Regions from separate parts of the Mus musculus genome. Here regions 2 and 3 are each linked to region 1. A link is a loop called in an ENCODE intact Hi-C map of the cell type or tissue named here. Cell type or tissue: left cerebral cortex. All regions are shown on one strand. Region 1 overlaps Eipr1 (EARP complex and GARP complex interacting protein 1). Region 2 overlaps Eipr1 (EARP complex and GARP complex interacting protein 1). Region 3 overlaps Eipr1 (EARP complex and GARP complex interacting protein 1).

Region 1 (8,000 bases):
CCATGAAACCAGTGCTATAAACAGGGGAAACAGCCGATGGTTCCTGCCATCCTTTCCACTCCAAACTAAGTTTTATTTATTTATTGTTCATAAAAAACACCTACTTTTTATCACACTCTATCAAAAAATGAAGACATAAACAATATTAACAAGTCAAGAATACAGTAGCACACAGCCAGTAGAAATGTGCTCTGTCCCTATATAACCATGATGCAAAAATCACAAGCAAGGGCTGACTGTAAGTAAAACCCAATAAAGTTATAGCTGAGGTCCTTTGAAGAAGTCACCAAGGGCCACAGGAACAGGATAATGGCTCCAACTGAGCAAGTTTTATGTTCAAACAAAAACACACTTTTCTCTAAGTATGTGAGCCCAAAACTAATGATTTTCCATCAGCACCTTGGAAGGGACAGTTCCGCCACCATCAAGGAACTCTCAAGGCAATCCCAACACAGCTTACATTGGCACTCTCCATACAAGCTCCTCATTTTCCCTGATCACAGAAGGGCAGGGCAGTCCCCACAGGTCTCACTGCATGAGAAGCAGCAGCCACAGCTGCCAGGCTCTCCACATATTACGTACTGAGTAGGGAAGGGTAAGAAAGGCTTCTTCCTATGTAAGTCAACTCTTTTAAAAATAATATTACATAAGAAAGTCAATGTAATAATTTTTTCCTCAGATCACAGAACAATGCTCCTGTGTCACACAGATCTGGTTAGTAAACGTCACACACGTGCTATAAGGATTGAAAAGGCAGTTTTGAGAACCACATCAGAAAGTCAACAAGCCCTTTGATCTCTCTGCAGAAGTGCAGGGCCTTTACGCTGTAGCATAAGAAACACTTCCAGTAACAGAGCTGTGTTGATATGTTGCCTGGAAACTTTCTGACAGGCGAGCCATGTAACTTCTGACACCAGGTGACTTGGTTATTAAAAGTCTGTTTACTCTGACATCTCACTGGGACAAACTTATGGCGCTATCAACTACATAAATTCCACTTTCAGGGAGACAGAAAGCTAACGGCAAACACAGCCTGGAGGTGAGGCAAACCAAAGGTGATTATGTCAGGTGGTTTTCTCCTCTTTGGAGTACAACATACAGTTAGCAACTCAGTAGAACTACACAGTATGTACACTCAACTCAACTGAGAGAAGCCTTCCACCAGTGAGAACTCAAGAGCAGAGAGGGCCAGAGTCTGAGTACAGCAGGGAAGCTCTCCCACCCCCATTAACCATGCAAGAGACGCACAAACTCAACACCTACCCCTGGATACACTGCTGCTTGGGGTGGGACAGGGTTGAAGGATGGACAGGGCATACAGAGCTCTATGCTAGAGCCTGTTCCTGTCTTAGAGCTGAACAAGCAGAGCTGGCTCAGGTCATCTTAATTATCGTGGGGAATTCAAAATCCACAGCGGCCTAACGTGGCTCAGACTTAGAGCAGCCTCCTCTACACTCTCCGCATAGGAGTCCAGCCAAGAGTCAGGAAGAGCACTCCGAGCCCAAGTGATGCTCCCCTAACTTCCAAGAACACATTACATAACTCCAAAGACTCTTGTTCCTAGGTCTCACCAAACTCAAAGGTAGCCTTTAAATTACAGCAAACTTTGAAATAAAGAACAAGCTAATATAGGAGGATCAGAAGCCCTTCTGATCATCCAGGCAAGTCCTTCTTTGTCTTCTCATCTCTCACCTCCTTAGGAGTGGCAGCCATAGAGAAACATCCTAACACATAGGATCACCATACCTTTAGATTTAAAATTGTTATTGGACCTCAAGCTTCAATAACAGACCTTCAATACCACTGATGGCCTCATCAAAAGCAACCAGGCCCTGGGAGCTCAACTTCCTGTGTATACAGGAAAACACAGTGACAGGAGCCATCAGTGAGCGGGGCAGAGGGACTTACTTCATCAGACCCCAGGTCTGCAGGGAACACATGCTTGGATTTTTTGACATTGAGTCTGATGGGAATGAAATTCTGCCATTAAAAGCTGCCCAGTCTGCAGCACTTGGTGGTAGCAGCCAGAATTGACTAGCTTCCTTCCTTTCCACAGGACACAACTGTGCACTCTCTGTTTCTTTCCGTGTTCTGATTGACACTTGGTTCAGAAAAGGACCAACAAAAACACACTCTTGAAACATTTTTTTACAGAAAACATGAACTAAATTTTGAGGAGAATATAAATTTCTCTTTGCTATAAATAATGACCTATACTTTCTACACTGTATTTTCAGATTTCTGTATTTGATTCTTTCCAGGAAATTCTGTCTGTGATTGCATATTAATACTTAACTTTTCTAATACTCATATGGGCAAAGGATAATGACACAGAGCCCCTTTTACAGTGTTTCTGAGAAAATACCAAAGGACATTTATAGTATTCTTTGACATCATAGAACTGTCCGTTTCCTCAGCAAACTAAGCAGCAATCTAAGAGACAAGTTTGGTACTGAGCAATAGTCAGGAATCAGCTTCTGAGTATCTGCTTAGGGACTACAGCAACACCGAGATGACTCTTCTACAGTCGTGGCTGATCTAACGATGACCTGCGGTGATCACCGGCAGATCTCTGCTGTCTTGGGGCAGTCAGAGCACAAACTTCTGAAACCCTCCCTTAAGCAGCTTTACAGGATTTTGGACAACCATCAACTTTCTCCTTTCACCGTTTGGCAGCATCCTCTGTTTCCTAATATAAACCAAACTCAGAAAGGAAAGAGACACCGGGCCAGGTCTTCTACTCCTGACAAATACTCAGGGTCCCCTCCCTCTCCTCTCTCAACACCATTCCTGCCCTTTACTTCCTAATCACCATCTTGCTGTACACACCAGCCCTCCCGGGTGTCCCGCATGCTCAGCCTGGCTGGCATTTCAGTGTGATATTTACTCTAGCCCTAGGGGAGGGGTCTTCTTCTCTAGCAGCTGGCTTGGGCAGCAGGGGTCAGTTGGCTGTGCAGCGCCACAGTTATTCAGAATGCTACCAGTGAAATAAATACCTGCATGGCGCTGCATGCTTAAGAAACTATGACACCTACACAAGCCAGACCCTGGACAGCTAGGGGTGGTATGTGAACATATCACAATGGGCTTCAATTTACATACATCTTCAAAGCTTCTGACTAATAAGGCAACTTCTATGAAAGATATCTGTATCACCCAAGAGAGTAGTTTGCAGAACTGTTCCATACACTACTGGTGGGAGCACACACAACACAATGTACTGAAGTTTTTATTGTTTTGGCTTTTCATCTGTTGGACAAAATGCTCACTAACAAGTAGCTGGAGAGCTCCTGATCACCAGAAGGAGACAGGGAATGGCAGAATCACCCTGTTGTGGCTAATTGGCCATTAGAACCATGGTGACGCGGCTACATTATATGACTCTTGGTAGGTAATCACCTCCTTCCCTTCTCACAAGTTGGGTTCCCGGAAACCTCCCCTTTATCAGGAACCCCAAACATGCTGGGATATACCAACTGGGCATGTATGAAGTTCTAGGAAGCATTCAAGCATGGTGGCCTAGAGTTAATACACATACTGCATTGTAAACCATCATGTAAGTATCAGTGTAGCCACGAACTCAAGGAGAACTGCACAAAACATAAATGGAAGATCTTTTTAAAGACCATCCTCAGGCTGGAGAGATGGCTCAGTGGTCAAGAGCACTCAAAGTCTATTCTCAGCATCCACATGGTGCTTCACGCCATCTGCAGCTCCAGTGTTAGTGGATCCTCTTCTACCCACCAGGTGGCACCAAGCACACATGTGGTACAAAGACATATGAAGGCAAAACACTGGAAGCCTTCTCTGATGAGGTGAAGTGTTCCCAACACCTGAGACAACAGCCAGATTCCAAGTGATGACAGCTACTTCTGCTCCTGTGGTAGTGAAGCCACAAACCCAACAGTCCTGTAAGGAGTCAGCAAGCCTGTGCACTCTGCTTCACGCCCCAGGCTGCAGAACACTGGCAGATCTTTCCACAGGATCACTGGAGAAACATCCCTGGCTCACTGACCAGGAAGCTCTACTGCAGTGGTGAGTCATTTCTTGCCACTGGGCTGAGCGCTGTCCGTGGTGCTAAAGACACAGCCTTGCCCCTGACCAGACTCAGCACTTACAGGGAGCATGCTTAGGAAGATTGGGGACAAGAGCCCAGGACTATTTGCATCTTTTCACACGCTGGGCTGCAAGCCTTTCCTATTAGAAGAAAGACTCGGGGGCTGGTGAGATGGCTCAGAGGTTAAGAGTGCCGACTGCTCTTCCAAAGGTCCTGAGTTCAAATCCCAGCAACCACATGGTGGCTAACAACCATCCATAACAAAAATCTGATGTCCTCTTCTGGAGTGTCTGAAGACAGCTACAGTGTATTTACATATAACAAATAAATAAATATTAAAAAAAAAAAAAAAAAAAGAAAGACTCATCCCTCTCTGCATCCAACTCCTCTTTGCTAGAGACCCAAACAAAAGCAGGCGTGTGACTGCTCAAGGACAGGCTGTTCTGCTGACATGGCTTCAAGGAGCGAGGTCCCTGACTTGTTCCCTTAGTGAGAGGATCAGACACACTTCTGACCTGTAGGGCACGAGCAGCAGCAGAGACAATACTGGGGTACTGGGACCTGAGCTCCCACACATAAGCACAGGTTGTTTATGAAACTTCTGGTGATGGTGAAGTCACTGGTGTTCTGCCATCATGCAGTTTCCATAGGAACCCAGCTGAAGGGTGCACAGGGCTCCCAGGTCATTCCTACAACTGCTAGTGGGACTGTAATTACTTTCAAGTAAAACACTTAAAACATGCAAATGTGAGAAAAGTGTGCAAGGATGGCACTGGGAAACCAAAGAGAGGGTGAGCTACTTTGAACGATAATACCAAGGTCAAACTCAAGAGCACTCAGGAGAGCCAACAACCACACGCACTGGGTCAGCCGCTGTAGCATGTTCACAGGCAGAACATAACCAGGCAAGCACTTTCATACCCAGCTTCCTACAGTGCCCCTCGGAGTGGTGTATGACTAGAGTACTTGTATGCTGGAAGTCAAGGAAGCTGCCCCCAGGTGCCTCATCCCCGGTAAGCTGGGAACCTTCTGGATAGGACTGACCCTCTCTAAGTGACAGCTCACCTGCCCCAGCTCCCTAGTGCTGCTGTGCCTCTAGAGACACATATACCCATGACAACCATGGCCACATACCAAGGTCTGCTTAATCTGCTAACACAATCACTGTGTGACATGAGCTCTGCAAGAGAGCTCTGTAATGCGCAGACTCTGTACTCAGGCAGCAGAGTGACAGCACACAAATGTTCGCGCCTGCAGCTTAAGGACACACTGGCTTCCCTTGCCTGTGAGACTGGGTGGTGTCAGTACTTAGAGCGCCTCTGGACAAGCAAATGGCTGCTGACCAAGTAGAAACAGTAGCCACGCAAACAAATCCTCTAGGGCTAGCACTGAAGCCATGAGAGCCCCACACAGTTTGGCTGTGACAGAGTGACAGACTGGTCCCACGGTGCCCAATTCCAAGTACTATCTCCAGGTGAGTCCTCTAGCAAACATGACTCACCACTTCCTGTTGGGGCACAGTACACACTCATGACAGCCAGGGTATGTTACAGATTCATGGCAGGCTGCTGTGCTCAAGGTCTCCTCTAGGGGAGCATGACTCCTGAAGATCAGGTCCCCTGATGTTCAGCCATCATCCTTGAACCCTGGCAGAGTGTGTGCAACAGCTGTTTAATACAGTTTGCTGGGTTGGATTTATTTAATGGGGTGAGCTGACCGCTTGTTGTGGACCCATGTCTCCTCACAGAAATGTTCACATGGGTATGGGCAATCGCACTGAAGTGTATGGTACCAAGTAAAGAGACAGTCCCTGCTGAGAAAGACAGGCAGTGGTGTCTGAAGCCATGGCCACTGTGTGGAGGGCCTAGGTAGATAAAGCCAACTTCTAACCACAAATAGTAGTCACATTTCTTCATCTTCATCTCCACACATGCCACAGGATTGACAGGAAATAAAAGGACAGAGAGATGGAGGGAACTGAGGACACTGCCAGGTGTGTCCTACCTTCCTATGAAGTCCACAGGAAGAGAAAGTTGTGTCTTTGAAGCTGAGGCAGTAGATTATTATAATGCTATATGGGGCCAGGCTAGTCTATTATTCTGTCAGGTGACTCCAGGCAATGCGATTTAGAAGAGGGAAAGGGTGGGAAATGTGTTCTTCAACACACTTGGCGGGAGGTGTTCTGTAACTGTAAGTACCCTAAAAACACCTAGGGCTAAAAGTGACAAGCGAGTGTAAACACTATAAAGAAAGAGTAACAGAAGTGGAGAGCAAGGGGGAGAAGCTGGATGAAGTGAAGGAAGCTGTGCACACACAGACCTGAGCAGCCTTTAGGCTTCCTCCCCATGTATGAACTATGTAGCATCCTACCAGGCCACGTTGCCTTGGGCCGAGTTGTCAAGGTGACAGAGCAGCTCCAGGGTCTGAGCAGTGCTTGCAGGGTCGTCAGGGGACTCGTGGCTACCGGATTCTAATTCCTTGGGCATCCTCCACACAGCTGCACACGCCTGGACTCGACTGTCTGTAGCTAAACAAAAGAGAAATGTCAACAGAGCTCTGTCCACATACACTCAACACTTACATCAGCCTATAAGCTCCTGGAAATACTAACGTGCAGTCCGCCCAACCTGAGTAGCAGGGAACTCACCATCCCTGGCTGGTAAGCCATCACTCTCCTCAAACTCAGTTTCCTCCTGTTCTTTGACAGTGTTTTTTAAGAAAGGGAACGAGATAAAGGCACTGCCATAATTGCCAGGCCATGCTTGGGGTTTCTATTCATAGCCTCATGGGATCACAAACAAATGTCAAACACTGAGATGTTCTTCATTTGTCAACTGTTCGGCCATAGTTTGCCTGAAATGACCTATGTCTGGGCCAAGAGGGCAGGATTACTTAAAAGAGCTACAAGCTGAAATCCATGTCTGTTTCTCACGGCAAGCTAGTGTGTGGCAGGAGAGCAGCCAGGACCCAAGGACACCTGCACAGTGCCCTCTGTGAACATGACCTGTTCTCCCAGCTCCCATTGCAGGGGCTTCCTACCATTCTCAGATCCTGAACACCCAGTATTCTAAAGGTACTCCAGAGATCTGGGTATTGTGAGTAGCCTGAGAAGTCATGAATAGATAAAGAAAATAAACTCATCTTGAAAGAGTAGACTCACAGCTCTCCAGGCATGTGCCAGAACAGGCCTTGGGAACTCCAGAAAATATCTTAGAAGAGAGAGTTTTAAAACACGATTTTAATTAGATTTTGAGATATAATTTTAAAATTTGGTTTTATTTTGTTTGAGTTGGTTTCATTGTTTCTGTTTTCTGAGACAATCTCATATAGTCCAGGCAGGCTTTGAACTATCTATATAACCAAGGATGGTTTTGAACTCCTGATCACCCAGTTTCCACTTCCCAGGTACTGGGACTGCAGCACCACCACTCACTGGAACAGCATCCTTTGGCCTTAAAGATTACCTCAATGAACAGTCCCTGGTATGAAATCTGCTCTGTGGGGTCACCAGGACCCCAGTGGGAAATCAACTGCTCTGTGGAGTGACCGGGGTGGGGGTGGGGGGTGGCAGGGTCATGAGATGTCCAAGCAGTTGTTCTGTGGGATCCTCTAGGTCAGGTCCCTGGTGTGAAAGTAGATGCTCTGTGGAGCGATCATCTGTCTTACCTCAGCTGCTGACCAGAGTCCTTGCTCAAGTCAGTAAGCAATGAAACTGTGCTTGTGGCATAATAATTCCACTTTCTAATAAGCTCTCTCCCTTCAATGTCCATAGCCAGCAGGTCCACTCTGCTTACTGAGTGCCCTTCCTCTCTGTTTACCCTGTATTATTACCCTAGCTAACACCCACACCTGAGCCTACCTTGACATAACATAGAGCAACTGTGGACCAGCCAAGGTAATACTACTGTTGATAGACTATACACCTGCTTCATTTATCATACCA
Region 2 (8,000 bases), 58 kb after region 1:
CACACACACACACAGTATAACTTTTAAAAAGCAGGCATTGAACGAAGACCAAAGTGTGGACACTTTACCCTTTCTTAGAATTGGGAACAAAACACCCATGGAAGGAGTTACAGAGACAAAATTTGGAGCTGTGACGAAAGGATGGACCATCTAGTGATTGCCATATCCAGCGATCCATCCCATAATCAGCTTCCAAACGCTGACACCATTGCATACACTAGCAAGATTTTGCTGAAAGGACCCAGATATAGCTGTCTCTTGTGAGACTATGCCGGGGCCTAGCAAACACAGAAGTGGATGCTTACAGTCGGCTATCGGATGGATCACACGGCCCCCAATGGAGGAGCTAGAGAAATTACCCAAGGAGCTTAAAGGGAACTGCAACCCTATAGGTGGAACAACAATATGAACTAACCAGTACCCTGGAGCTCTTGTCTCTAGCTGCATATGTATCAAAAGATGGCCTAGTCGGCCATCACTGGAAAGAGAGGCCCATTGGACTTGCAAACTTTATATGCCCCAGTACAGGGGAATGCCAGGGCCAAAAAGAGGGAGTGGGTGGGTAGGGGAGTGGGGGGGTGGGTATGGGAGACTTTTGGGATAGCATTGGAAATGTAAACGAGGAAAATACCTAATAAAAAAATTTTTTAAAAAAAGCAGGCATTAACTAGGTAACCCATAATTTGTTATCAGATAAAGTACTTGTCTTCATGTCTGACACCGAAGCACTGAAAAGTATCACTGTGTCCTTGTTGCCACCACCATTTTCATTGACATTGCGAGGCTCCTTGTGTGTAAAACAAGAATAATGGAAATAAGGAAAGTCATGTGACTTGTCCTGCTTACCCTCTGAGCTTCTCATAGCCGCTTCAGTCAGGCCACTCTGCAGTCTTCCGCCCTCACCAGACAATGCTGTCCACTCTAGGTGGGGCCACAGAGCCATTTAGACAGGCCTTTAGCATCACTACTTTCGGTCCACATACATCAAGAGACTTGGAAATGAGCTAGAGATAGGGAATTCATTTCTTTATGCTATGTTTATCACTAACTATTGATTAAAACAGGCAGCATTGAAATTTTAAAGAGAATAAAATTTAGGCTATTCATACCCAAAAGGAGGCCTCATCCAATTAACATAATGACTGTTTGCCAAGATCACAACCACAGGGACCTGGGGGAGTTGACGTGGGGTGGATATCTCATCTCTCACCACAACAAGTGGTGTCAATGAATCAATATATACAAACTCCAAACCAAAAGAAGTCTACGAAAAGTACCATCCAATGTCCATGCAGGGACACACTTAACTCTCCATCCCCTCAGTTCCTCCCAGGGCAGTCATCTTCAGCACACAGCTCTTCCAGAGAAGGCAGCTCAACCAATGTGACATTTGCTTATCCCAGAAAGACTAAGACTCATTAGATAAGGAAATGAAATTCATGCTAATTCAGTCAGGAATAAGCTGCACATTAAGAGTTGCTCAAAGTCTTCATCACCTAGTGATGTCACCACACAACACATAACTCATGTGAGTACTGGTGTTTCATGCCACATACAACGACACACTCCAGTGAAAATTAACTGTTTCTGGTTTATGTATTTACCACACTAATTTTTCATCTTCTTACCAAAGAAACACACATAGTGTTAAACAGACTACCGTGTCAGTGGGCAGCAGCGTTTTGATTGCACCACATCTTGGGCTAGATTTAGCCTTAAGTTTTTCTGTATTTGGCGCTAACAGAAGCAGGCTCTATGTCGTCCTCATGCCCTGTAGCCTGATGCCTGTGAGGCCACACCACCTAGGGTATGTAAGCACTCTCTGTGATGCTATGACGAGATCACCCGGCCACACAGTTCTCAGAATGTGCCTGCGCTGTTGAGTAACATGCTGCATTTAGGTTTAAACTTAAATATAACATGCTTCCTTTCAGAGCATACTGTAGTGTGAAAACTAGGATGGAATTGCAGACAAGGTCTGGCAGTGCTGAGACACTCACATTCAACATCTGAGGAAGGCAGGGGTTCTAAAAAGAAGCTGCCACCAACAGACTAATAGGGAGGGTGCCTGGGAGCCCCAGCACGGGAAGAGCCCCAAGGGTCTCCAGAGTGACAGGTCCTCAGCAGTAAGCTCTTGATTCTTCTCTCTTTTTCAAAGAACTCTTTCTTGGCCCAAGATCATGAGAAAAGCTAGCCCTGCCGTTTCCAAGTATATATTACCTTAAAACAAAGTTGTTATTCAGTCTTAATATCTGCTCAGCAAGCACGAAGGGAAGTAAGCAACGACAGAAGCCAGCACGCTTCAGAGATATGCAGCAGGGCCCCACGTGCAGCCAGGCATCCTCTGCTCCCACATTTAATTAGCATCCCCTCGACAGTGATCCTCATGGACTCTAATTGTTCTCCCTACCTCTCCCGGGTGCCATTCTCAAAGGACTCTTGATCATTTCATCTCAGAATTCTGGTTTTATAGAGAGAAGCCTTAAGATACTCTCTACCCAGGAAACCCTTCTTCTCTTAGCTCATTTTCACCAAGCAATCATTTAAATTGAAAAACATAATTCTTTTCTAACGTGGCACAGAGATAAAGGGGAAATGGTGGCTTTTAACAGGAGGTTGTACCTTGACCCGTGGATGTGGCCATTACTGTAATCAGAGCACTCAGGGTACTGGGACCAGCAGGGTATTGTGGATCACCTGCCTCAGCAACTCCAGGCTACAGATAAACTGAGCCAGAGAGACTCAAGCAGGAGAGCCCCTGGGATGTCCCTCCATGCTCCTCTGAAGAAGCTACATGCTCAACAGCAGGAGACACAGATGCAACAAGCATGGCTTAACTTCCCTCCCCAGCACTGCAGGAGGCCGCATTTCATGGATCCACGCATAAAGCTCAAGTGATAGCAGTTGCTCTGAAAAAACCATTTCACAGCCTCTAACCCACAGAGTGGGCAGTTACCTTTACCTCATGAGAAGACACAGCATTCAAATCACACCATTGCTGCTGGTCACATCTGTCTGTCCCTCTGGACCACATGCTCTGGAACCCTGTATTGGGGCTGTGTGTCCTCTCTCTGTCCTAGACACTACAGCTACACCTTCCTCACAGACCTGTCACAGGGCTCAATAATCCTTTCATTGCTTAAAATCAATACGGTTGACACTAGAAAAAGATATACCAGATCTACCCTATGGATCTGGCCCCTACGCTACAGCTGCCCTAAGAGTTCTGTGCTGCCTTTTAGAAGCTCCTGCTGACATTGCAGAAAGGCTTCATGAATAAGGTGTGCACATGGAGATCTAGAGGGTGAAGGCATACCACATTCCAGGTTCTGGCCAGACCACCTACCATATTCTAGCCATCCCAAGTACTAACGGCCCCTAGTACTGAGGAACCATCTATGAATTCCTGTGGTTTAGGAGTCAGGAATTAAATTCTCTACAGATCTGTGCCAACCCCATGAATGTACCCTGGCCACAAGAAGGGAGATGGCAGGAGTCAATCCAAGTCTGAGACACGTCTTGCATGCAAAGTCTGAGAGTCAGAGCACACTTCTACAAGGGTCAGAAGAGAAGGTTTCAGGAATGGCATGTGGCCATTCAGAGCAGCAGTAAAGATTGAGGCCACCAGAACACATAATGTGGGGACCCTGTGATGGGCCACAAGCAAGGACACAGTGTCAGGACAATGGTGCCCTCTACTGACTGTGAGATCACTGCTACATGGGTATCAGCAAGGATAGTATCAGCAAAAGCAGAACACACCACACACACTCACACACAGACGCTTATGTCAATGTATGGGTGCACATGTGTAAAAGAACACCATAAAACACATACTACACACAGTACACACATGGACAGTATGAACACACACAATACATGCTAAGTCGGAAAAATAAAAATGCTTTTAAAGCAGGATAGTTGGGTCTGGAGATATGGCTCAGCATGCCATAAGAGAGAGCACTTGCTGCTCTTCCAAAAGACTGGAGTTCAATTCCCACCTACCTTGGTAGCTCATAAGTGCATGTAACTCCAGTTCCAGAGGCTCTGGTGTCCTCTTCTGGTTTCTAAGGACACCCACACACATATGGCAGATATTCAGAGACACATGTACACATAAAGATAAACTAAATCTTAAATACATAAAACAGCAAAGTCTTTTCACTGGCATGTGTGCTTTCCTTCTCCTGTGAACTGTATGAAAACCTTGTGATGGACACGGACCTTGTGATGGACACAGACCTTGTGATGGACATGAACCTTGTGATGGACACGGACCTTGTGATGGACACAGACCTTGTGATGGACATGGACCTTGTGATGGACATGGACCTTGTGATGGACATGGACCTTGTGATGGACATGGACCTTGTGATGAGCACGGACCTTGTGGTGAACACGGACCTTGTGATGGACATGGACCTGTGATGAACATGAACCTTGTGATGGACATGGATCTTGTGATGGACCTTGTGATGAACATGGGCCTTGTGATGGGCATGAGCCTTGTGATGGACATGGACCTTGTGATGGACATGGACCTTGTGATGAGCACGGACCTTGTGATGAACATGGGCCTTGTGATGGGCATGAGCCTTGTGATGGACATGGACCTTGTGATGGACATGAACCTTGTGATGGACATGGACCTTGTGATGAACATGGACCTGTGATGAACATGAACCTTATGATGGACATGGACCTTGTGATGGACATGAACCTTGTCATGGGCATGGACCTTGTGATGGACATGAACCTGTGATGGACATGAATCTGTGATGGACATGGACCTTGTGATGGATATGGACCTTGGGATGGATATGGACCTTGTGATGGACATGAACCTTGTAAGTGAACATGAAGGCAGCCCAAGAGGCAAAATCCTCGTAAGGCTTAAAAGTCTACCGAAAACATATTTTGAGAAAGACAGACTACAAAAAGGTCTGGCAGACCAAAGGCAGTGAAATCTGTGAGTGCATATCATCACTGCCTTTACTTGAGTGACTGAACTTTTTCCAGATGGCAATAACACCACTTTTAGGATGAGCAAACAATCAAGACCTGTTATTTGTCACCACTGTCCTCAGGCCCCACCAGCAATTTGATACCATGTGCTAAGTACTCACAAGTTCTGTGTGCTGTCTACTATGGAAATATCTCCCCTTTGCTCATAGGGGCACATGCTCCTTAAGGAGTCATCAGTACAAGGGCTGGGGACGCAGCTCAAAAGGAACAAGATTTGCCTCACATGTGTGAGGTCCTGAATTCAGTCCCCAAGACTGCTAAAAAACTGATTAGTGCAAAAAGGTAGGGCTGGCCTTTCTATCTTCACTATCTTCAAACACCACCCTAAGTTTGAAAACTTTTTTTTTAGTCTTTACAGGCAATGGCTAAATACAGACCCACAGTGCACAAACCCCTTTGGATAACCTGTGACAATATGTGCCTACACATTCATCCTGGCAGAGATATAAGCAAAGACAGATGAGTCACAGTTTGGTGGTAACAATCCTCAGGTTTCTTTATCTTATTACAAGTTCTTGCCCCTCGACAAGAGTGAAGAGCAGCACTCAGCCCGTGAGACCTGTGAGACACTGGAGTTACAAGGGCCTTCTTTGCCTTTCCTCCCAATGACTAAAAGAGGTTTGCCATTTGCACTACCAGGCCATCCTATCACCCACATGAACTCTCAAGGCACTGGAGCACCTGTGTATCCATCAAGATGCCACCATTCTCAGACTTCCCGTGACTGTGGAGATCCTGCATATCCCAATTAAGACACAACCTGAGCACTGCTGTTGACAGCAGTGTCCAAACCAAGATTCTTACACAAGGGCACACCTGTCTAAGTGCATTCCATGTCTAACTCTCTTCTTAGAAGCTCCCTTCCCATGGTTCTCTCTCCCATCTTCAGTAAGATCCACTAAGAGTTTAGCACACAGGCAAAAAGTATACACAGACACTGACCGAAGGACACAAAATGATAAAAAGTGGTTCCCAAAGCCTGCTGGCCTCAAACCATCAATCTACTTTCCAGGCCTGTCCTCCCTACCAGCTGTGCACTGAGACACATCTTGAAAGCCTCAGCCTTGACTGAAAGATGCTGCCCCTCCCACCATATCACAAAAGGTGGGCTTCTCTACAAACATGCACACTAACAAATGATCACATGGAAGCCTAGTAGTTCATGGGCAATCTTCATATACAAAAAAAAAAAAAAAAAAAAAAGATATAAGCATTCACTTGCAAAGTACAATGGGTAGTTCTTCCTGAGAAGGCTGTTATATGCAGTCAGACATGGCAGAGCTGTGACCTGTAGAGCCAAGGTTTTCTAGAGGCATCTAGAGAGAAGAGTTGGGCACCTGTCCCCATGATGGTGAATGTCACCACAGATCATTTGAGTAGACTGAGTATACCACAAAGCATAGCTTCAAAGAGCAAAAAAATCTAAGAAGTTCAAGTTCACCAGCCCCTGCTGGCTGCGCTGAGAAGAGCTCGGCATTCTGGAAAACAGTGCTGCCCGCAGAGCAAAGCTGCAAACAGCATTCCTGGAATTCAGCCTCACATGCTGTCAAACTACACCCTTCCTAGAGACAGGGAGAGATGAGGAGAATTCTGAATGGTGGGCCAGGCTGCCTTCAACATGCAGTGGAAAGAGCTAGTCTCTCATCGGTCCTTGAAAGACTCAGCACAACTGGAAGAGAGTGATACACACGGCACAGTCAGCACTAAGACTTCCCCTTAACACCGATCTGCTGCTGTTGCTAACCGCTGCCAGGACAGCTCAAATCACTATCAGCACCATAATGCCTGAGGAGCTGGTAAGACCCAAGTGGAGAGCCAGCAAATCAGACATTCAGATCCAGAAGCCCTAGAAACCGAATTATATCCACAATCGGGGCTCACACTTGCCAGGGGACTCAGCAGGGGACCCATTAAGCCACCAGCATATACTCTGGAGCCTGGGAGCAGACAGTGCTGCCCCAAAGCCCATCTCTTTAGTGGTGAGGATATGAAAGTGTACAATGTGTACTGTGGTAGCAAACCCCTACAATGGGCAGCTGCTCCAAATCCCAACAATTGAGAAACATAAGGAAGAAAGTTAAAAAGAAATGTAGATAAGCTGAAATGGTATAGATTCAACAGGGGTTAGTCTACTTCAAGAACCAAAACCCAGTGGGAACTGCAAAGTGCTGCCTTGCTGACAGAAGACACAGCAAGGCTGCCTCTGCCTTGGCCTGCGGTATGAAGCTGGTCCCTCAACACTGGTAAGCAACAGATGGGATACTGTGGAAATGTGAGGAGAGCGCAATAAATTGAAGAAAGAGCTGTTGAGAGAAGGAACAACAATGATGACTGGAAAGCTCAGCTCTACACACCAAACGCTAAACAGGCTGACCTGAGGACAACCTGGAGAATGGCATGGAAGTGTGGCTAGGACACTGAGTCTATAACAACAGTGAGCACACGGAGCACCCGGAGCACAGTGAGCACAGTGAGTACACGGAGCACAGTGAGCACAGTGAGCACAGTGAGCACAGTGAGCACACGGAGCACAGTGAGCACATGGAGCACAGTGAGCACAGTGAGCACAGTGAGCACACAGAGCACAGTGAGCACACGGAGCACAGTGAGCATAGTGAGCACAGTGAGTCGATTGAGCTCAGTGTGCCTAGGAGTAGAGTTCACCTGGGAGGAAAGTGGATCCTGAGGTGATAATAAAGCCCAGGAGACCCTGGTCCTGAGGACTCCAGACAGACACCGAGTGAACACTTGAAATCACCATGGACTGGCTTTGGCTGCTTTCCATCTGCCTTTTGAATGGAATGTCATAGTGACCATGCCTGGCCACCACTGTGTACAGTATGTGTTCCAGGCTGCCAGCTGGAGAAACCCTGTGCTGACAATACCATCAGAGTAAGCTCTGCACCCACCACCTCAGATCCTGCACCCTGGATAACCAGCAGGCCCTGTGGCTGCGTCTCTGGGGTCAAGAACTG
Region 3 (8,000 bases), 46 kb after region 1:
AGCAGAGCCACGGCCCCACCTAGCATCACTACACACACTTAGAGGACAAGAGCTCAGGTTTTTATAATTAGAATCCACACCAGTGCAAAATGGGATGCTGTACTATATGACTATTTAAAAGTTCATTACATACCTGAATGCTTCTTGTGTACCCGTGTGCTGGGCACAGAATATCTATAGCTCCTATGCTGTCTGCTTCAAAAGTCATCTAGGATGTGCTAGGTGCTGAATGCATTATGATGTAGATCGAACCACATTTCAAAAGTGATGCCAGATATTTCAAAAATCCTTTGTCTAAATGCAATGCATGGCTCCTAAGATAATGGTTTTAAAAGCAACCAGAATTTTCCATCTATTCATCTTTAGTAAGAAACAAACATAAAATACACATAGAGTGATACAATGAGTCCGTAAAAGAGTGGTCCAGGATCTTGCCTGTGTTCTTTCTGTAATCTGTGTAACAAATCTGTAGATCCTGATTCTTCTAGAACAGGAGTTATCATCAAAGACACAACTGTTTACCGAATACAATAAAGCTAGACAGAGCCACGTGCCCTCAGGCAATACCACCCAGTGCTCTCCTGCTGACCCAGAGGTGACCGTGGGCTACACTTGGGCCTTGAAGCTCATATTGTCCTGCAGCCCCACTCCTGGACTTTGAAAGGATGCCTTACATCAAGACTTGTCCCTTCCAGCTATGTGCTAGCAACACTGGGAAAGGCCACTCTGCCAGTATGTAGAACTACCTGGGAAGTATTCCGATCGAGATGAAGCCAGCACATAGGGTCCACAGGATGCCTGTGAGCAAGACCCGTCCAGCAAGCAGATGGTTACTTGTACGTTTCTGTTAAAGGTTCATCTCTTTAACTTATAGTAAACATAAGAATCCGGTGCCTTCTGGATCTACTTCATTGAGCAGTCTGTGAGGGACAGCAGCCTAACCCTGACTCATATCCTTCTACTTCCTACGCTTTCTGTATATAAAGCTTTCTGTATATATGTGTTTCTTACAGAGGCTAAGAAATGTCCCCCAGAGTATTGAGCCTCAGGTTAGAATTGTCACCCAAATCCAAAGATGACTAACACTTGTACTTTCTCTGATTCTAGCAGTCCTGTAATGAATTGGAAACAGCCAGGCAAGAGCCCTCAGTCCCTCCACAGAGCATTGAGCAGAAGAAAACAATGCCAATGTAATAGATTCTAGTACTCAGAAAATCTTAACGTTTAAGACAGAGAAGGGAATATTTTGCCACACCCCCCCACAAAAAAACCAAAGTACAAAATAGACATCACATTATTGGCTTGATCTAGAAGACAAAATTATTAGTTGGAATAAAATAAGCTGAGTTTCCACATTTGTTTACTGTCTTGTTTAAACGAGTTATTTTAAACCAGTCATACCAAATGTCCACCTGAAGCACCGGCTGGCTTTCCAGCTCAAAGGAGCCACACTCCTCTCCCACATAACACGTCACTGCCTTTCCCGGGGGCCCTCTACATTCCCTTCACGCCCCCGAAGAGCGTCCTCTGAGGAGTCATCATACCCCAGCACTGTGGACTGACATGTCTGCCGAAGGCTAACCCAGCAACATCCTTGCATCACCCCCGCCCTCCACATGTTTCTCCCACACTACCAGGACCATCGGATGGTCCAGAAGGAAAGAGGTCAATGGACAGAGCGCGACTCCAGGTAGACTTGGGATGCACTGGTAAAGGGCAGCACTGAACAGAACACACTGGGAAGAAAAGGTCGTATGTAGATCGGAGCCAGCCTCCTATACTAACATCAGAGGCCAGCGTGGACTGGAACACAGAGAAGCCCTGCTTCACAGCCTGACAGTCAGCCACAACTGCCCTGAGGCCTGTGTGCATCCTAACCTCTACTCTGTGCCTGCCCGTGTCCAGGACATGTGAGCTAATGAGTGAGAGCAGGGCTGGGAAGGGGGCTGTGTGACCCTCTTAACATGCTGCAGGAGAAGACTTAGCGCTTAGATGTCAGCTCCACATGGAGTCAGGCTTCTCAACCACATGAGAATGAGACAGCACTGTTCATGTCACACACTTACTATGAGGCAGCACAGCGGAGCTCAGTGAACAGTAGGTGTCTGAGAAATCTCAGTGCCCAGCCCCCAACAACGACTGAAGGGTGCAGTCCCTTCTGTATCTGAGGTAGGTGTGGGATACTTGTGCCTACTACATTACTAGGTCCAACCAACTTCAGTTAACCTTGCTACATGGAAAACATAGGTTCCCCTGCTTGTCCAGGTACAGCAAACACTTCTCAATGCAGCTGGTAGCAACTATTTATCCACTACAGCTGTGCCTCAGCTCTGTCACTGCAGCGAAAACACCGAAAGATACTGTGAGCATCCACCCAGAGCACTGGCACGTCAGTGGGGCTCTACCCAGGGGATACATGCATACATTACATACATACATACATACATACATACATATGAGACACATGCTCACAGGTGCACACGCACACCTGAATACACAGCCATGTACTATTCTGGTACTACTTCTTAGATGTGATCAAATCATGAAGGACAGGCAATCTTATCCATCCATAACATGTCATCCCAACCTAGCAGTATTCATCCTAACAGCACAGGTAGAGGAATGGCCCGGGCAATAGAAACAAAAGACTGTTCTAGGCTCAGCACCACCAATCTGCGTCCAGCAATCTAGACCAACTGCCAAAGCATCCAGAGCCTAGGACGACAAACACAATGAATAGTTCAGACCACTCAGTTTCCAACACACTCTTCAACATAACTTCGAAGCCACACGATACTCAATAAGCCAGGCAGTAGGGCACAGGGCCAGTGAACTGGTGGATCTGGCCAGATCATTGCACGAAGACTGTAAGAACTAGGTCCCCTCTATTTCAGGTCAGAAGCACAGCAAATTCCTGCCATTTGCAGTTCAACCATGTGAAACCTCAACCAAAGCTTTTTACCTTTCAATGTTCCCATAAGCCCTGGGTTACCACTGTCTTTTTAGGACACCAAAGGTCTGTTAAAACAACGGCTTTCCCCCAGCAGGTGCATTTCTTACTACCCATAGGCAGTGTGTGGCCAACCTCTGATCCTCATCAGGCCTCCCTACATAGGCACCTACCACCTGCCACCCCCTGAATCAATGTACACTCACTCACTCTCATAGGCTTTGTTATAATTCGTTCCTAAAAGGGCTTGAGAGCCTCATAGGACGGTCTCTCCCCTTTCCCTCTCCCGCTCCCCTCCCCCTCCCCCTCTCCCTCTGACCCCGAGGCCTTGCATGTCTCTGTTCCCACCCCCAGACACTCTTACATGCCATTTTCTAACTAGCCCCTAGAAATCACACTGAATGGGCTCCAGTGATCCCATCCAAATTCTTTCTTGCCATTACCAATTTCCACCAAAAAAAAAAAAAAGAAAGGAAGGAAGGAAGGAAGGAAGGAAGGTGGGAGGAGAGGGAAGTAAGGAGGGAGGGGAGGGAGGGAAGGAGGAAGGAAGGAAGTAACGAAGGAAGGAAGAAGAAAAAGAAATAAGTCTGTCTTAGGAAGAGGAAAAACACTGAGGCCTGCTCTCATTTAGGAGGCTAGGGCCACCAAGTCTGCTTAGGATAGTCTAGGGAGCCCTGAGGTGCCTATGAACCCTCTGGAGTTTGAGACTCAGTTTCCATGAGATAAGGTATATGACAACAGACACCCATCTCTTTTCCCATCCTCCTCTCATTAACAAGCACAGAGCTTCACCCATGAACAAGCCACGGGATCTGTATGAATGCTGGGACCTCCCAATCCAGGCTGTGAAACCTGAGACCCTTTCCCTCCTTCCAGGGAGGTCAGGCTGATCAGCAAGTGGAGGGTAATTGTTGGGAACTGAAAAGGGGCCAGGACTATCACCTGCCTAACAGACCAGAACTGTGTTAGAAACAAAACAACTTTGAGAAGATACACCTGGTCTTGCAACACTGGTCTAACAGTTAGATCAAAATTCTTCCTCCCAATTCAGACTGACTAAATGTTGGCTCAGGTGACAAACTGAAAGGTGCAATATAGAAACAGTCACAGAGTCAAGGGAGGACTAATCATGTATCCCCCGATGTTTGATTCCACCATTTATATTACCCTGGGCCTCAGCTGTGGCAGGTGTTTTCATTAGAACACAAGGGAATGGGAACAAATGGGTCAAGAGGCCAGGAGGTGGGGCTGCGCATTAATTAGGACGTGACAGGACCACAGGAAGACTTGGGTAGAGGGAGCTGCCAGACGCAGTGAGGCAGAATGTAGGAGACTTTTTAATGGGGCTCCTGAGCCTGCACACACTGTAGCAAACTCTCCAGAGCGCAATGAACTCAAGACACTGCATACAGAATACTCCCTGGGCGGCCTGAGGTTTCCAAGCCATTTGAAAGCCTCTCAGTACACAGCAAGAGAAATCACTTCCTGAACTCCTAGCTCTAGCGCGATGAGGGCATCCCTGGCAGTACCTAGGAGAAAGATCCCAAGCCCTGCTTGCCGACTTCTACACTGGTGGCAAAGCACACACATGCCACCCTAAAGCAGACAGAGTGCTGATTTTAAAAACAGAAAACAGAATTTGAAACTAGATTGTCGACTCTTCCTCCTGAGTTGTTTGTAGAAGACTGTCTTCCAAGCCAGTCACACAGTGAACTTCACATGCATGACAAGGTGACCTGCAGGCTACACAGCTTCAAGCTGCTGCTCCAAATTCAGCATCAGCTTTACCACACCACCCACCTTCCCACTGGCACTCCCTGGAAGCCTTCTGTACTCATCGTGATAGCCACTAGGGGGATTCCCGGGCCTTGGCACACCACCATGCCCCTGCACCAAGGTTACTCTGGTGAACAGCTAGCTGTCTACTGCCTGCCTTCCCCACACAATTTCAAGGGAGGCCAGGACTTCACACTGGTTGGCCAACAGCTGTTCCAACGTGGCTGTACCCATAGCACAATGAACAGAAAGTAGGACAGCCTTAATAGCCAAAAGTGAGGTAGAAGGGAGGCTCTGAGGGTCCACAGCAAGGGATACAGGCCCTATGACCCAGCTCCTCCCCTTGTGAAATGCTATGAAGAGAGTCTCAGTCAGTCTGGCTGCTGTCAGCCTCACCACAATTTTATAGAACGCCAATTTGGGGATCTTACAAAAGCCTGATGTTGAATATACTTTTCGCTTTCAGCAATAATCCGTACAATATGAGCCTGAGAACTTTGGAGCTCTATGGAGGGAGGTGACGGAAGGAAGGGGCCAGAGGTAAGGTTATAGAGGGAGGGATGGTGTGGTCCTTGCAAGCCAGAGCCTGGGGTCTACACAAGCCCACTGTAGATGAGCCATCTGAGGGAGGGCCAACCCCCTGCCTGGGGTACAGAGAGCCAACAAGCCAGAGTAAACCTTATATTTGCCTCCCTCTTTCACCACCTCTGATGTGCACCAAGGACTTAGGCTTGATCACACTGATCTGGTGTGTGCCTTGATTTCAGGTGAGTGCCAAGGGGGTCAAGCCAGGGCCTTGGAAGGAAATGGGAGATAATGTGCTCTTGGTGGGATGAGGAGATGAGAAAAAGGCAGACCTTGCTAGCATGTAAAACCCTAGGGTCTCAATTATCAGGTGCCACAGCAAGAGCCTGAGCGGTCCCTAGCCACAGCTCCTAGGAGGGCATGCTGCCTATCCCTGGTGCATACAATCCCTCTCCACCAGCCCAGGAGGCCCCAGCAGGAGCACTGAACACAGTCAGTATTTCATCTGTGCCTCGTGCTGTCAGCTCCTGTGGTTCTAATTTCCCGAGGATGTAGTGCTGACATGATCTACGCTCTTCCTGACATTTCACCTTCCTCTGCTGAAAAATTCATGCTAGTCCTCATGTAGGACGATCTTGCCCAAGCATAAGGCAGGAGATGTATGCTGGCCACCCTCACTCATATCTGCTGCCATTTGCCCTTCTGCAACCATGGATGGAGCTCAGAAAGTCGTCGTTTGCAGACTTTAAAGCCTCTAATTTACCGACCAGCTGCCAGGGTTCTCTGTTAATTTTAAGGACATAGCCCATCTTTACTCTTCCTGAAGTCCAGCTGCTGAGGTTCCCTAGCTTCACAGCATTGCCTCTTCTACTCCCGCCACTTTGTCTGCTGAGACAAGGGTCCAGAGTGACAGGCAGAAGAGCCTGAGGAGAAAGCCTAGGCAACCTTAGCTTCAGTCTGGGGGCTTGTCTCGGTTGCCTTGGGCCTGCTGCTGTTTCTATTCCTGAACCTTTCCTGACCCTAACCAGTACCCTGGAAACAAGCCTGATCCCAAAGACCCTAGCTGTGTGTTCTGATGAGGTCACTCTGATGACCTCCAACACCCATAATGCCTGCCCTGGCTCACCTTATCATGCCCAGTCTCACACTGTGAAAGCTCCAACCCTGCATTGCCTACCTAGCTTCCTTCACACTACCTTGCCTTAGACTGCCTGGAGGCTCAACCTGAGGTGCTCACCAAACTGCCAGTCAACCTCCTTTTATCCACAGGACCAGTGCAAAGTCCATCACTCACTCACAACTTCCCTGGCAAGTTACCCAACCACGTCCACACAGCCCTTCCAGCTGTATGACACAGAGCATACGAACAGAAATGTATACACCTCCGCATCATTTCTCACCATCCCCATGTCTTCACCACCACCATCACCTCCCACCATCCTTAACTCTACCCCTGCCAACATCACCACCACCACCATCCCTACAAACACCAGTAATCCACCATCACCAGCATCCCAACTACCACCACCATCCTCACATTATCCCGCCATCATCAGAACTATGACTCTACCTGGCCCTCACCATCTCACCCCCACCCCATAACCACCATTTACATCATCACTCCCATCACTCCCACCCCACCCTCAACACACTTCAAACGACGAATGAGGCCAAGCACAATGTGAACTCACAGATGACAATTACACCTGATTTTTCATACTCATGAACAAAGTCATGAGTCAAATGCATGATCCAGCCAACAATGTACTCTGAATATAAAAGTGGTCCCATAAGTTTATAATAGAACTGAAGAGTTTCTGCCACCTAGTGATTACTGTTGCCACCATAATGTCACAACAAAATATATGACAAATTTGCAGTGGTACTGATGTGAATGAAGCCATTGAAATGCCAGTCTATAAAAGTCACAGCACATAAACTCGTGTATAGTGCACAGTACTGGATAACCATCAATTATGGTATTAGATTCTGTACTTACTAGATTTCTACTATTATTTTTTAGTGTATTCCTTCTTTTCTTTTATTTTTTTCTTAAAAGTCAGAGTCACCTTTCGAGCCGTGGGGTTTTTGGTTTTGTTTTTATATACCTGTAATTCCAGCACTCAGGAGGCTGAAGCAAGAAAATCCTGACTTTGAAAGCATTTGGCTTCAGCCAGGGCTGTATTAGTGAGACTGTTCCAGATCACCGTGAAATGCCTATGGAGATCCTGTCCCAAACAAACACAATCAAAACTAAACTAAACAAAACTCCAAATCAGAATGCAGTGTCCTAACAGCAACAGACTTGCCCCCTTGGTATTATGAGGTCTCTCTTTGTTTTAGGAGTGATGACCCTCACCACCCAGCTCTGTGTACATAAGCTCTATGCCCTTTGTGCAGAAAGACAGCCCAAGCAACATGTTTCTCAGAGAACATCCCACCTTCTTGCAACGTCTGATGCTCTGGACTGAATCTTACTTCTCATGGCCGAGGCATGCATGGTTCATGAACAGAGATCTCCTTCCTCAAGCTACCTGCTCTTCAGTTTCAAGCTTTTCTGTCTTAATTGGGGTTTCCTTTTCACAGGAAAGTCTTTTAATAATTGTTTTCTCCCTCAAGAGCTAGAACAGAAATAACTTCAAGCCAAGCCCACAGAGGAAGCTCTACAGCAGACACTGGCTGCTCAGCCAGGCTCCTTCACTCTGGAATCTACTTTACAAAGGAGGCTCGACCTCTTCTGGTCACAACA

What was found. Hi-C counts contacts between places; a loop is a spot of excess contacts. Peaks named below come from ENCODE experiments on the same cell type or tissue, not always from the same donor. Only the 100,000 strongest peaks of a DNase experiment are listed, where the experiment ranks them.
Region 2: a loop joins it to region 1, with 4 times the contacts of the local background. A loop is called at or near these places in 4 of 42 quality-filtered maps.
Region 3: a loop joins it to region 1, with 2.3 times the contacts of the local background. A loop is called at or near these places in 4 of 42 quality-filtered maps.

Annotation. Positions count from the first base shown.
Region 1 is chr12:28,827,292-28,835,291 of GRCm38, reverse strand. It overlaps Eipr1 (EARP complex and GARP complex interacting protein 1), which reads right to left. Exons shown (of 9, transcript NM_201357.3): 4 at 6,428-6,584. Among named protein-coding and RNA genes, the nearest start is that of Gm46345, 64 kb to the right of the region's middle. In left cerebral cortex, CTCF peaks have their summits at 3,742 (motif pointing right) and 5,627; a DNase peak (open chromatin) is centred at 3,758; H3K27ac peaks cover 246 bases.
Region 2 is chr12:28,769,705-28,777,704 of GRCm38, reverse strand. All of the region lies in intron 3 of Eipr1 (EARP complex and GARP complex interacting protein 1), which reads right to left. It overlaps Gm46345, which reads right to left. Exons shown (of 2, transcript XM_017315316.2): 1 at 4,560-8,000; 2 at 594-4,469. The coding sequence starts at 4,984. The coding sequence ends at 3,941. Among named protein-coding and RNA genes, the nearest start is that of Gm46345, 6.8 kb to the right of the region's middle. In left cerebral cortex, CTCF peaks have their summits at 3,696 (motif pointing left) and 6,488; DNase peaks (open chromatin) are centred at 1,862 and 3,664; H3K27ac peaks cover 1,747 bases.
Region 3 is chr12:28,781,332-28,789,331 of GRCm38, reverse strand. All of the region lies in intron 3 of Eipr1 (EARP complex and GARP complex interacting protein 1), which reads right to left. Among named protein-coding and RNA genes, the nearest start is that of Gm46345, 18 kb to the right of the region's middle. In left cerebral cortex, a CTCF peak has its summit at 4,815 (motif pointing right); DNase peaks (open chromatin) are centred at 1,530, 2,033, 4,756, 6,644 and 1 more place; H3K27ac peaks cover 1,949 bases.